2 separate regions of the Homo sapiens genome follow, and region 1 is linked to region 2. The links are chromatin loops, found by intact Hi-C in ENCODE. Cell type or tissue: heart left ventricle. All regions are shown on one strand. Links, peaks and the distances in the headings refer to the core of each region. The heading gives the core; the rest is flanking DNA.

Region 1 (9,086 bases), core at 5,087-9,086, 500 kb after region 2:
TTTCAGGTCCTGTGATGGGCAGATGAGGGAGATCATTTGCACTCCAGGCTCTCCCTGGCCACTCTCTTGTGACCCTCATGCCTATGTGAGCTCCTTGGAAGCTAGCATCTCCCAGCAACCTGGACGTCAGGCCCAGCCCTCTCAAGGTGGAGGTAATACCTCCTTGTTGGCTCCCACAGCCCGATCTGTTTGTTTTCCAAACTCTTAGTCCTCTTAATCTTTTTACATCTTACCTGCCTGGTGGCTTCCGGCTATATTTGCCTGTGGGGAATGTCTCCAGAGCAGCTCCACCCAGTTCCCCTCCGGGCTGGGCTGCCTCCCTCACAGGCATTCAGGGTGTTGGCTTCCAGCTGGGGGGCTTTATTTCTTCCTATTTTTCTTCACTCTCCCCTGCCAATAAATCTTTTCTGTCTTCTTTTTTTTTTTTTTTTTTTTTTTCCAAATTTTCTTTCATGCACCGGCCCTCTGAGTGCCAGGTGAGAGTAGGAGGAGGTAAAACATTGTGCTAAGAGCCTACTGTGTGCCAGAGACCAGCCGCACTACTGTCTGGAAGCCTGGCATAGTTTGAGGTCATCATTCCCAGTTTATAGGTGAGGTGCTAGAGCCCCAGACACAGGAGGTTACTCGTGCAAGATCACACAGCCAAAGAGAGACACACACTGAATTTGAACACATGCTGCCTCCATCTCCGCAACAAATGATCTGTTGTTTACAATCCCCTCTGCGTTTCATAAAATAATCCCAAGAAGTGCTTTTATCTGCCAAGAAAAGTAAAGAATAAAGAGTGTGCACAGACAACACATGGCAGTTCTCTCACACAACAGCTCCCTCCCCAATTCCAAATGCCTCCCCCAACCACTTGCTAACAAAACCCTGATCTTATTGGGTGGTGGGGACAAAGAATGGAAGGATAGACCCCAAAAGGCCCAGAAGGAGGGTTTTGCAAGAAAGGCGAGACTAAGACAATCTCCATAATAAAGAACAGAGAGCAGGAGAGTCAGGGAGAAGGAGGAACAGTGGCTCTGGGCAGAGGGGCCGGGAGATTTTTTTTTTTGCTGGAGACAGGAAGTTGAAGACAGAGGTCTGGAGGAGTGGATGGAAAAGAGCAAAGAGCACTGGTGTCAACTCTATGCCTCCTTCCTGGTGTTCAAATGTACAGCAGAGAATTGAGTGTATCTGTTCACAGGGCTGGGTGGGGCAGAGGACTTGCACCAGAATGTTCTTAGCAGCTTTATTCATCATAGCCCAAACTCTGTACCAACAGAAGGGACAAACAAAGTGTGATACTGCATATGCATACGATGGAATAGCACTCAGCAATACCACGCAAACTGACACACGTAACACAGATGCATCTCACCGGCATGCTCTTCAAAAGAAGCCAGACACAAAAGAGCACAGGCCGCATGATTCCATTGACATGAAGTTCAAGAACAGGCAGAAGGCACCAATGGTGAGGGAGAGCAGAACACCGGTTACTTTGCGGGTGGAGGGGAGCACTGTTGACTTGGAGGGTCACGGCCGCCTCGCTGGGGAGATGGATACTCTGCACTCTGATCTGAGTGGTGGTAGAGGGCCTGTGCGTGCAGGTGTAAGCTACTGAGCAGTGTGCTTGAGATGTGCACATTTTACTCTGTGCAAATTATGCCTCATTTTTTTTAAAAGAAATATACAAGCACCTTAGAGTCGCATTATATACACACTTGCCTATCTCCACTTCGCCTAATAGGACTCAGAGAGAGAATCACAATTTAAGTAAGGCAGGGGATATTGGTTTTTTTTTTTTTTGAGACGGAGTTTCACTCTTGTCGCCCAAGCTGAAGTGCAATGGCCTGATCTTGGTTCACTGCAACCTCCACCTCCTGGGTTCAAGCAATTCTCCTGCCTCAGCCTCCCGAGTAGCAGGGATTACAGGCATGTGCCACTAGGCCAACTAATTTTATACTTTTAGTAGAGACAGAGTTTATCCATGTTTGTCAGGCTGGACTCAAACTCCCGGCCTCAGTTGATCCACCCTCCTCGACCTCCCAAAGTGCTGGGATTACAGGCGTGAGCCACTGCTCCCAGCCAGGGGATACTGTCTTCTAAGAGCCTATTTCTGGAGGGACCGTGGCTGGGAGAGTTCTGCTGTCCCCAAGTCTGCCTCCGCTCCTGTGAACCCCTCATGATCTAAACACCTCACCTCCAAGGGTGGCTCCAGTCTCCAAAGATTCAATTCCTTTGTGTGTGAGTGGTGGGGGAATTGGTTAACCTTAACCAACTGGTACTCAACTGAAGAAAAAGAAATCTGTTCTACTATTGGAGCCAAAACTGACAGCAAAAGACTATTGTGAAACGGTAATACAGTCTTTCACGTGGCGCTGTTTGAAGAATTTTTCCACCATTTACAATGGTGATACTCACCATTTACAATGTTTGCCTCGTATGCCGATTTTGCAACACAACCCTTGAATGGGATGTGACTGCCATAAAGAATTCAAGTCATTTAAAAATTATTTTTTGGTTATTTATTTGACCTTTGATCCCACTCTGAGACTGAACCTCATGGATCATAACTGTGCAAGCATGGCTAGGAATTTCCTCTCTTCCCCACATCTCCTGCCTCCCGTCTAGGAGTCTGGGCTCTGGAGAAATGGAAGAATATGCCCTTCCTCTCCGCCTGAAGGTGTCCCTGTTGTGACATGCACAGGGCCATTGCTGACCCTTTTATTTCTCACACTAATGATATGCGCATTAGTATCGATGTCTTTTATTTCTTGGGAAGTGTTTATACTCTTGCAACAGCCTGATAAGTAAAATCATCCAACACTTGGAAATAAGGCAAATAGATAACCGGTGTCCTTTCAAAGTCAAATGAGAGCTGTATCTAACAAACCCTGCTAAGGGTCATCTGACACTCTAGGGGAATGTCACTTGGCTTGACTTATTATTTACTATTGATTAGAGCCCAGATTCAGTAAAGATAGCTGTTAACTGGTAGAAAACTGTTAAGTTGCAAATTATTTTTGTCTAGTAGAGATGCAAATGATTTCTTTTCAATAGAGAAGATAGCCCCAACATGATGATTTTATTGCCCTATAGAACACTAACCAGTTTTGTATCTAATTTAGCAATTTTATGAATATTCCAGAATTCTTGTTGTTTTAACTGACTCTCTCTGTCTCCATATATAGGTATACATATATATTTTTTTCCATATCCATTGAACTAGCTTTGTCACCCAGCTGGTTCCTCCATTAACAACCTACAAGAGGACACTGACACATTCCCACACTGTATTTCTATAGGAACTGGGTATTCAATATTTTGAAAACTAGACTTTGAGAAGCTTTTCACAGTATCTGATTTTTCCTCTTGCCAACTCTTGCCCCTGTCTGTGTGACCCGGGCAAGTCTTTTTTTGTCTCTGGTCCTTTGTGTCTTCAGAGTAAAATAGGGCACGCAGGGCTGGCGTTTCTGCCTCGGGCATGTCATGTTTCTAACTCCTCTGGCAGGCAAGCAGGGCTGACGCAATGCAGTCAAAGAAGATGGATACTGGGCCGGGCGCGGTGGCTCACACCTGTAATCCTAGCACTTTGGGAGGCCGAGATGGGCAGATCACCTGAGGTCAGGGGTTTGAGACCAGCCTGGGCAACATGGCAAAACCCCGTCCCTACTAAAAATACAAAAATTAGCCGGGCGTGGTGGTGCACACACGCCTGTAATCCCAGCTACTTGGAAGGCTGAGGCAGGAGAATCTCTTGAACCCAGGAGGCAGAGGTTGCAGTGAGCTGAGATCGAGCCACTGCACTCCAGCCTGGGCAACAAAGTGAGACTGTCTCAAAAAAAAAAAAAAAAAAAGAAGAAGAAGAAGAAGAAGAAGATGGATACTGGGCTGGGCGCGGTGGCTCACGCCTGTAATCCCAGCACTTTGGGAGGCCGAGATGGACAGATCACCTGAGGTCAGGAGTTTGAGACCAGCCTGGGCAACATGGCAAAACCCCGTCTCTACTAAAAATACAAAAATTAGCTGGGCATGGTGGTGCATGCGTGCCTGTAATCCCAGCTACTTGGAAGGCTGAGGCAGGAGAATCTCTTGAACCCAGGAGGCAGAGGTTGCAGTGAGCTGAGATCCAGCCACTACACTCCCACCTGGGCAAAAAAATGAGACTCTGTCTCAAAAGAAGAAGAAGGAGGAGGAGGAGGAGGAGACTGGAAGGGATGTTAGAGGCCATTTGGGGCAGCCTTCCCACCTCCCACCCACTCCCTCATCTTGGTAGATGGAGAAAGTGGGGTTCAGAAAGATGAGATAACTTGCCCAGGGTCACACTGTGAGTTAGGTATGGGCTGAGCAGATGAGATTCCAGCTCCACGAACTTTCTGAATCCAGGGAGCATGGGAGGGGCTGTCAGGGGGAGCTCTGGGCCCCCACCCTTCAAGCCAGTATCCCCATTTTTATCTGTTTGACATACATCAGATGCCACACAAGATTGCAAATGAAAAAGAAGTCCCCAAAGCTCAAAAACCCTGGCTCTAGACCATCCTTCATCTGCCCACTTCAACAGCCTTCCCTTATCTCCTCCCTCCTCCTCCTCTTTTCCTCCTCCTGCCTCTGGCAAAATTTTCAGAAAACAAACAAACAAACAAAAACATGCTCATGAGAAGAAGCAGACAGATGTGGTCAGCCCAGGCCTGAACACATTGGTCTCCAGTCTGGGAGAGACAGAGCCTCTCTATCTAAAGAAAAGCATTCTCAGGGTCCAAGCTGACAATGATGCAGTGTGCCGTGCTGACAGGTAATGAGCATCCCATCAGTTAAGGTGAGTAAGGCTAGATGATCTGTTCAAACACTAGCAGCAATTGTCTCTAGATGGTAGAATTCACAGGCTTTTGTTGCTGGGTTTTGTTTTTTGTTTTTTTTTGAGATGGTGTTACAGGATCTTTGGGGTGTCATTTTCTGGCCGGAAACCTCTGTGGCTGGTGGCACCTTTGCCCAAGTTTTGCTCAGGCCCACTGGGCTTGTTTCACTCACTCCTCCTGGCAGGCAGCACTCAGCTCACATTACCAGCCTGGGTTCCACATCTGCCCAGGGCAAGTCAGGCATGGAACAGTGAAGGGTGTGTGAGTGAACATGGGGTCTGGCCACTGCACACAGTCAGACATGCCGGCTGCTGCAGCGGGGTGAGCAGCTCCAGGTGCCAGCATGGGCGCCAGCTCTCTGAGAGGTTGTGGCTAGACCAAGTACACCACAAGCAGCTTCCACAGCTGGCACCGGGGAACACGGTGGCACCCAGAAGCTTCGAGATGCCAGGAACCACAGGGCCCCGAAAAGGGAGTCACAGCTCCAGCTTGGGGAGCTCCCAGGTCTGGGTTCCCCAGAGGGCCGCAGCTCTTCTTTCCTTCCCTTCACCTGCATCATGGCAAGCAAGGGGCATGTTTCAGCCTTGTTTGTGTTACAGCTCTTTCAGCCCCACCATTTGATGGGTCCCAAGTTCTTATCCTGCAACCAGGAAGAATGAGGTATGCAGACAAGTGGGGAGTGAGCAAGACGAAGAGGAGCTTTACTGAGCGATAGAACAGCTCAGCCTCCTGCAGAGCCTCCCTCAGGGGGCAGCTCCTTTCCACAGCCAGGGTGTCCTGATGAGTGTTCAGCTGCTAGCAGAGAGGAGACCCTGGAATGGGAAGCTCCTCTCTGCAGGCAGGTCATCCTGTCGACTTTCCAGCTCTCAGAAGAGGGAAGACCCTGGAATGGGAAGCTCCTTTCTGCAGGCAAGTTGTTCTGCCATCTCTGCAGCTCTCAGCAGAGAGGAGGCCCTGGAGCGGGTAGCTCCTCTCGGCAGCTGGTCATCCAATGTCTGCCCAGCTCTGGCTGAGCCTGAAGCTTTCATGAGCCTCAGAGAGGAGGAAGTGCATACTGATTGGTCCATGGGTGGCTATAGGCAAGCCCAGAAAATACACCATAAGTTCCCACTCTGGTGTGTGGGACTGGCAGCCTGGCCCCCAGCCTTGAGGCCCTCCCTGGCTTGAAGGTAGGGCCTCACCAGGGACCCATCCCCTTCCACCCAGGAGCCTGTCTGTCTCCTGCTGCTGTTCATGGTGCCCAGGCTGTTCATGCCAAGGAGCGTCTGCAGGCCAGTGCCGAGCTGCCCTCAGTTTCCCCTTGGCTTTCCTTCCATGCTAGTCAGTGCCCAAAGTCCAGAGGGGGCCAAGGCAGCAGGGGTCTAGTGTGTCAGCACTGCCCCAAGCATGCCCACACCCAGCCAGGCTGCGACAGCACCCAGGCTCAGCACCAACTTTGCTCTAAGATCAGAGTGGGCGCCAAGAGGAGGGAGAAGCCAGGCAGTGGGAGCAGACACTTCTGAGCCTGAAGGGTGGGGCGGGGGGCCTTCCCGGGCCCCCAAGATTGCAGGGATGCCTGGGTCCACAGCTGCAGTTTAGGCAGCTGCAGCTGCATGGGGGATGGCGGGGGCCCCCACCTGCTCCATGAAGCAGGATCAGCTGTGGTTTGGCAGCTGCAGTGGTTCCCAGGAGGGCGGGGTTCCCACTGTCCCCAGCTCCCACTGGCTACATGGAGCATGCAGCCCTGGCCGTGCCTCCCTGCTGCAGCCAGTGTGATGACAGCAGCCATTCCAGACGGCCCGCCATTGCCATCTCTTTTTTTTTTTTTTTTTTTTGAGATGGGGTCTTGTTCTGTCTCCCAGGCAGGAGTGCAGTGGTAAGATCAAAGCTCACTGCAGCCTCAACCTCCTGGGCTCTAGCAATCCTCCCAGCTCAGCCTCCCAAATAGCTGGGACTACACAGGTGCATGCTACCACACCTGGCTATTTTTTAAATTTTTAGTAGAGATGGAGTTTCACCATGTTGGCCAGGCTGGTCTCGAACTCCTGACCTCAAGTGATCCGCCTGCCTTGACCTCCCAAAATGCTGGGATTACAGGCGTGAGCCAAAGCACCTAGACTTGCTGTTTTTTTAAATGTTGGCAAAAGCTAGTGACTAAGTGTTCACCATGTGCCAAGTGTTTTGTATGTGCAAGTCATTAAAATGTTATAATAATCAGATGATATAGGACCCCGTTCCCAGTGTACAGATAAAACTGAGGGCTCAGGAGGTCAAGTAATTTCCCAAAGACATGCAACTAGGAAGCAGCAAGTCTAGAAACAGATTGCTGTGCTTCCTTCTCACCAATGCACTGTTCTTTCTTCTTTGTATTTTCCAAGCTTTTGGCAATGAATTGCATGTCACTTTCATAATCATGAAAAGTCCTACAAGGGACAGATTTTTTTAAAGATTCCTTCCGCTCTGGTGTTCTGTGCTTCGCTGGTTCTCAGAACCTCACCCTGCACGGCCTCCACCCCACATCCTCACAGGCACTGGCCTCACTGCCCCCACTCCCACACCAGCTGTTGCTGGGGCAGGACGCCCAATGTCCCAGTCTTGCTGAAGTCTGCTTGAAATGTCCCTGGTGAGCTTCTGGCCACTGGGGAAGTTCAGGGGGCAGGTCTGAAGAAGGGGAAGTAGGAAGGGATGTGAAACTTGGCCACAGCCTGGAGCCACTCCTGCTGGGCAGCCCACAGGGTCCCTGGGCGGAGGGCAGGAGCATCCAGTTGGAGTTGACAACAGGAGGCAGGTGAGGCCAGAGTCCCAGAGGGAGGGGGCTGCAGAGTTCTGGGACCCAGGGGAGCTGGCCCAGGAGGCTGGGCAGCTGAGGCAGGGAGGGAGGGAAATAACTGTGCCTGATTCTAGGACAGGGATGGGGGTGCAGCACTGATCCAGGACCCAGAATGGGTGAGTGGAGGGACCTTAACTCCTTGAGCCAGGGCTTGGGGGAGGGTGAGAGGCGATGAGTTAGACCTAACAACTGAAGGGTAAGACCAGGGTTCCTGGGTCCTGGCCCCATAACACATAAGAAACCAGGAAAAGCCTGGGGTGCTAGAGCTGGCAGTGGGACCCAGCAGAGGGGACTGTAGGGGCAGCCAGTCACCCATGCTCAGGTGGATGCTGAAAGGCGCTGAGCATGCAGAAGAGTGAGCAGGTGTCGCTTTGGGCGTTTGTGAATTCCTGTGTGTATGCAGAGCTCCACCATCTGGGTGAGCCAGTGTTAATTAAATAAGGAGCAGGCGCTCAATACATATTTGTTCAATGAAATCGATTACCTGTGGGAGTGTATGAATGTGTGTGTCCGTGCAAGTGAGGGACAGGGTCTATTTGGGTATCAGTTGTGTGTCTAGGGGGGTATAGTGGATTTCTGAGTTTGCCTACTGTGTTTTGTAGGTGCGTGGATGAGAGCTGTGTTTGTGTGAGTGTGTGAAGATGTGGGTGTGCTCTGTTGCATGTGTGGATGTGTGTGAGTTTGTGGTTCTGTGTATATGCGTGGGGTCCTGGGGCTGGATTGAGAGTGGACATTGAGAGCCCCAGAGGGTGCATGTGCACTTGGGGAGGACTGTGCATATATCATTGTGTGCATGGGACTCAAGGGTGGGAGCTGGGTGTGAGTGTGATGTCCAACCTGCCCAGGCCCTCCCGTGTCTCCACAGAGGCATCATGGAGGGTCCCCGGGGATGGCTGGTGCTCTGTGTGCTGGCCATATCGCTGGCCTCTATGGTGACCGAGGACTTGTGCCGAGCACCAGACGGGAAGAAAGGGGAGGCAGGAAGACCTGGCAGACGGGGGCGGCCAGGCCTCAAGGGGGAGCAAGGGGAGCCGGGTAAGCACCCTTCCTCGGGACCCAGCCCCTTGGACCTTGGCCTGACTTGGCCTCCAGGGTGAAGGCTTGGGGTGGCACTGAGAATCAGGAGTCCGTCTGCCCCCAGTGCCCCATGAATCCTCTCCAGTTTGTACTTGGCCACAGGGGCTAAGGGAGGCCTAGCCTTCTCGGGCCATGTCCTCAGGCCTCTCCACTCCCTGTGTACTGCCTGGGCCCTCTTTCTTCGGCTTCACCTTCCCCCTCTGGAGAATGACTTGCTTTGACCAGTGAAAGTGAAAGTTCTGGCAGCAATGCTGAGTCCTTGTTCATGTTTCTCTTGCCAGAAAAACGAGGACTCAGAGTTTAGACTCAGGAGCCACTGCCTTGCTGTGTGACCTCAAGCAAGTTATTGGCCCTCTCTGAGC
Region 2 (4,000 bases), core at 1-4,000:
CTGGGGAGAGGGTGACACGTGATGCAGAGCCCACCTCCTCATCTTTCCTGGCCCCGGACCAGGCCTGAGCTCCAGCCCGGGTCTCTGGGAACTGACTCGTCCCAGTGACTGGGCCTGGCTGCCGACTTCTCTCTGGATCCAGTTACAGGCCCTCTTGCCCGGCTCTAGGGGCACCAAGGGAGTGGAAATGCTGTCTTCTGCAAAAAGCCTCTATCTCAAGTTCAGCAAAGCAGGTGGCAGCAGTGGGAGGGAAGCTCATCGAGCCCCTACGGGATCCCTCCCTGCCCTGGCAGCCCCCGTGCCACTGTCTGTGCCAGGACGTCACCCCAGACCTGGCTATGGGATCCCACTGTTCCCTGCCGAGATGCCTTCTAGCTAGGAGGCTGGAGCCGCTGTCTGCCCAGGGTCTCTCTTCCCTGTCCTAGGCAGGAACCCCAGTGATCCTTGGCTGATCTTCTGGCCACAAGACCAAGATCCTCACTGCCAGCCACATCCTAGGACCACCAGATGGAGACCAGTGTCATTGCTGCCACCCTTTGGAGGTGGGACAATGAGGGCAGTGATGGGCTAGAGGTCTAGGGATGGTCAGGTTATGGGTGGTGGTGGCGAGAGTGGGCTGTGTGGACGCTTCAAAAGCCAAGTGCAGCATGCTCTCCCTCCCCCAGGGGCTTGCCCAGCACACTGAGTCTCCCAAGGGTTGGGGATTTTCTAGGGGTTGGCTGTGAAGAAGCTGTTGCATCTTATAAAGGAAGCTGCACAAATTTCTTGTTGAAGAAGGATAAAGGGAAGGTAACTGCTCTTTGGGCCTCAGTTTCCTCATCTGTAGTAAGAGAAGGGAACACCGGTTCTGTCTGAGTGGAGGAACTGCTACCTGGAGCAAGAGGGATCTGTGTGAGAGATGGCCTGACACTGGCCCGAGGCAATGAGGCAGGAAGTCGCCATTTGTTTGCTGAATGAGGGAATGAATGAATGGTGACCAAATAGAAAAGCACACAGAAAGTCCTACTTATGGGAATTCTTTCTGATGATAAGAAGAAACTTATGGAAGTTCCATCAAACTTCTATGGAACTTGGGACTGGGCTAAGTACTTTACATTATTGCGTTTAATCCTCTCAGAAAGCCAACCAGCTGCCATTTAAAAGAGGAGGAAACTGAGGCACAGACATTTTAAGTAATTTACCTCATGTGCAGGGCTACACAGCCAGTGAGGTTGAGCAGGACTTGAACCTGGCATTTGCCTGGCTTCACAGCCTTGGGCAGAGACAGTATTCTCTGTGTGGCTCAAAGACTAGAATTGACACTGTGGCCAGAAGCTGCTGGGAGCTGGGTTTGTTCAACCCAAAGATGCTAGCCAGGGTGCAGCTGGGGAGCTGTCTCCCCATCCCTGGAGGTTTGCAGGCGGCAGCTAAATTTTATTTGTCAGGTATGTGGGTTGGACCAAGTGACGGTTCTTGAATCTGGCTGTGCATCGAAACGTGTGCAGGGTTTGTTGAAGGTGGAGGTGCCTGGGCCCCAGTCCCAGTGGGGGTTGGTGGGCCTCTGAGGTTAATTGAATGTGCCTTAGGTGCACCTGGGAGGCTAGGTGGGCACTGGCCTGGAGAACAGTCTGCATAAGTATGGGTAATGTTTCCTTCTCAGCCATAGGGAGCTCTGACTCAGGGATGCCACTGTCCTCCTCACTGTGGCATTGATCCCCAGGATGTTTCCTTTTCCCCGTGGCTGTGGAGCCTGAGCCTGGCTTTCCTTATCTGTAAATGGAGATAACGGTTCTCACCCAGAGGGCTGCCAAGAGGAATGCCCGTGATTTGCTGTGTGATGCACCTGGCTGTCAGCTGGGCACATTCTAGGTGCCAGGTAATTGTGGGGGCAAGTGTACAGCATGGGGCAAGTGCAAAGTAGGCGGTCTCAGGCCGAAGAAGGCCAACCTCCCCTCCCCACCCCCTGCATTCCTGGTCTCCCAGGGGCCTCCCCGCCCCTCCTTCCTATCTACCAGGTGGTTCCCAGGGGATGCACAGACTGGTGGTGTCCTGACAAGGCCCAGGCAGGAGCTCGGAGCCCCTTGGAGGGAAGACAAGGGCAGGAAGGGGGCTGAGAAGCAGCAGAGGCTGCATTTGGAAGGGGAGGGGCCCACCCGGCTTCTCAGCCCTGCCTGGGTGCTCTCCTGCCTGTGCCCAGCCAAGGGGTCGCCTGTGGAGCCAGTCCCACCTGTTGCTCTTGGCCTGCAGGGGGCGCCAAGAGCCCGGCTACTGGCTGTGGGCCAGGTCCACGTTCAGGCCACAGGTGTCCCTCGGTGGGGGGACAAGGAATTGAGCCTGACGTTGGATCCTTTCCTGCTCAGACCGAGGCTTGGCCTCTTGGAGAAGGGTGGGGGCCCTGTTTGCTCTATGATGTGGGGGCACAGAGCTGGCCCATCCCCAACTCAGTCTCTGCTCCCACAGCATGCAGCCAAGAAGGCTGCATCTGGCTGTGCTGGGCCCTGGGCTCTGGTCAAGGGAGGCACCCAAGGGCAGGGGTTCTCTGGGCAGGGGGGGCAGCCTCTGACCCACCATGACCTTGGGCAAGTCCCTGCCATACTTGGAGCCTGTCTCCTTATGGGTACAGTAAACCGGTGGGTCCATATGGCCTTTCCCACTGTCGGAGTTGGTGGGCCTCCTTCTACTGGCAGGGTGGGGAGTGGCCGGGCCTCAGGGGCCTGCTGGCCCCATGCCAGGCTGATAGATGTGTCTCTGCCATTGAATAAGTAGTAAGATGGACCAGGGGAGCCACCTGCATCCCCCCACCCAGGCTCAGAACTCAGCAAGGGGAGACTGGCTGAATGACAGTCGCAGGGGCTTAGGGTGAGCTGCTGGGCTGCCGTGGCCGTGAGTCACTGGGCCAGCTTCCAGGAAGGAGCTGAGCAACCTCTTCCGTTGGCACCAGTGCCCACCCCCAGCCCCTGCCTTCATCTGGCACAGCAGCTGTCCCCTTCCGTACACACGAGGCCCAGCCCCATCCCCACCCCTGTTCCCCCAGACCCCAGGGTCTCGCCCGGGCAGGGCTGGGTGCCAGGGCTGGAAATGGAACCGGGCACCGGCTCTAGAGAGTGAGAACCCCAGGCATTACAGGCCCTCATCCACAATGTTTCTGCTTGCCCGTTTCAGTATCCAACTAGCATTTGGCTCCATTTCACAGATGAACAAACTGAGGCTACGGAGATAAAGCAACTTGCTTAAAGTCCCACAGCTAGAGCGGCGAGCTGCAGTGCAAACCCAGCCCTAACTCTCAACTCTCTTTCCTCTGTACCTGGCTGTGGATATGCCCCATTTACCTGCTGAGGGGGGCTAACACTGCCCTTGGTGCCTCACACAGGGCACAGTGCATAGAAGGTGTTTAATAAATGCCTGCAGCAGGATGGAGGGCTCTGTCCTGACGGGGTTCCCTCTGCTTCCCTCCTGGCAGAGTGCTCAGGATGGGGAAGATAAGGATGAGGGAGGAATGTGGGGGCTGCTGTGGTCTTTTGATCTGCTGAGAGCCTGGAGACCCATCAGGGCGAGGCCTGATTAGTACTGGACACCTCAGGATTCCCAGTGCCCTAGGGTGGCTCAACCCCAGAGACACGTGTGCCATCCGCTGACCCTGGAGCTGGACCAGGCTCAAAAATGGAGTGCACCAGCCCTTTCTAGGGGTGACAGAGAGCCAGGGCGTGATGGGTGGGCCGGGCCAGGCTGTGCAGGGCCTTGGCCATCCCTGAGGCTTCTCCTGTCGTGGCTGCATTGCCCCAATTTAGGCTCCTTCCTGCCACCACGGAGTACAGGCTTAGCAATTTGCCACCTGCTGCCCTGGCCACCCAGGACTCTCGCCATGGCCATGCCGTTGATCAGGTTACCCCACCAGCCCAGACCGCCCCTGCTGCTGCTACCAGCCAGCTCATGCCCTGATCTTCTCCAACGGGGGCTGCAGGTCCTGCAGGCTCCTCCCAGGAGGCCCTCCCCGAGCCCGGCCCGTGCCTACAGCCTGCGA

Evidence for each region. A loop is a pair of places that touch in the nucleus more often than their neighbours do. Peaks named below come from ENCODE experiments on the same cell type or tissue, not always from the same donor. Only the 100,000 strongest peaks of a DNase experiment are listed, where the experiment ranks them.
Region 1: it touches region 2 in a loop (3-fold over the local background); 26 of 110 quality-filtered maps call a loop at or near these places.

What each region holds. Positions count from the first base shown.
Region 1 is chr1:22,629,098-22,638,183 of GRCh38, forward strand. It overlaps C1QA (complement C1q A chain), which reads left to right and starts at 7,531. Exons shown (of 3, transcript NM_015991.4): 1 at 7,531-7,605; 2 at 8,513-8,682. The coding sequence starts at 8,520. It overlaps MIR6127 (microRNA 6127), which reads right to left and starts at 4,269; the gene lies at 4,161-4,269. In heart left ventricle, for the core only: no CTCF peak of the experiment used is centred there; DNase peaks (open chromatin) are centred at 6,381 and 7,404; H3K4me3 peaks cover 1,526 bases; H3K27me3 peaks cover 516 bases.
Region 2 is chr1:22,129,852-22,133,851 of GRCh38, forward strand. All of the region lies in intron 1 of WNT4 (Wnt family member 4), which reads right to left. Among named protein-coding and RNA genes, the nearest start is that of WNT4, 11 kb to the right of the region's middle. RefSeq lists enhancers at 1,480-2,240, 2,241-2,999, 3,339-4,000. In heart left ventricle, for the core only: a CTCF peak has its summit at 2,218 (motif pointing right); no DNase peak of the experiment used is centred there; H3K27me3 peaks cover 1,826 bases.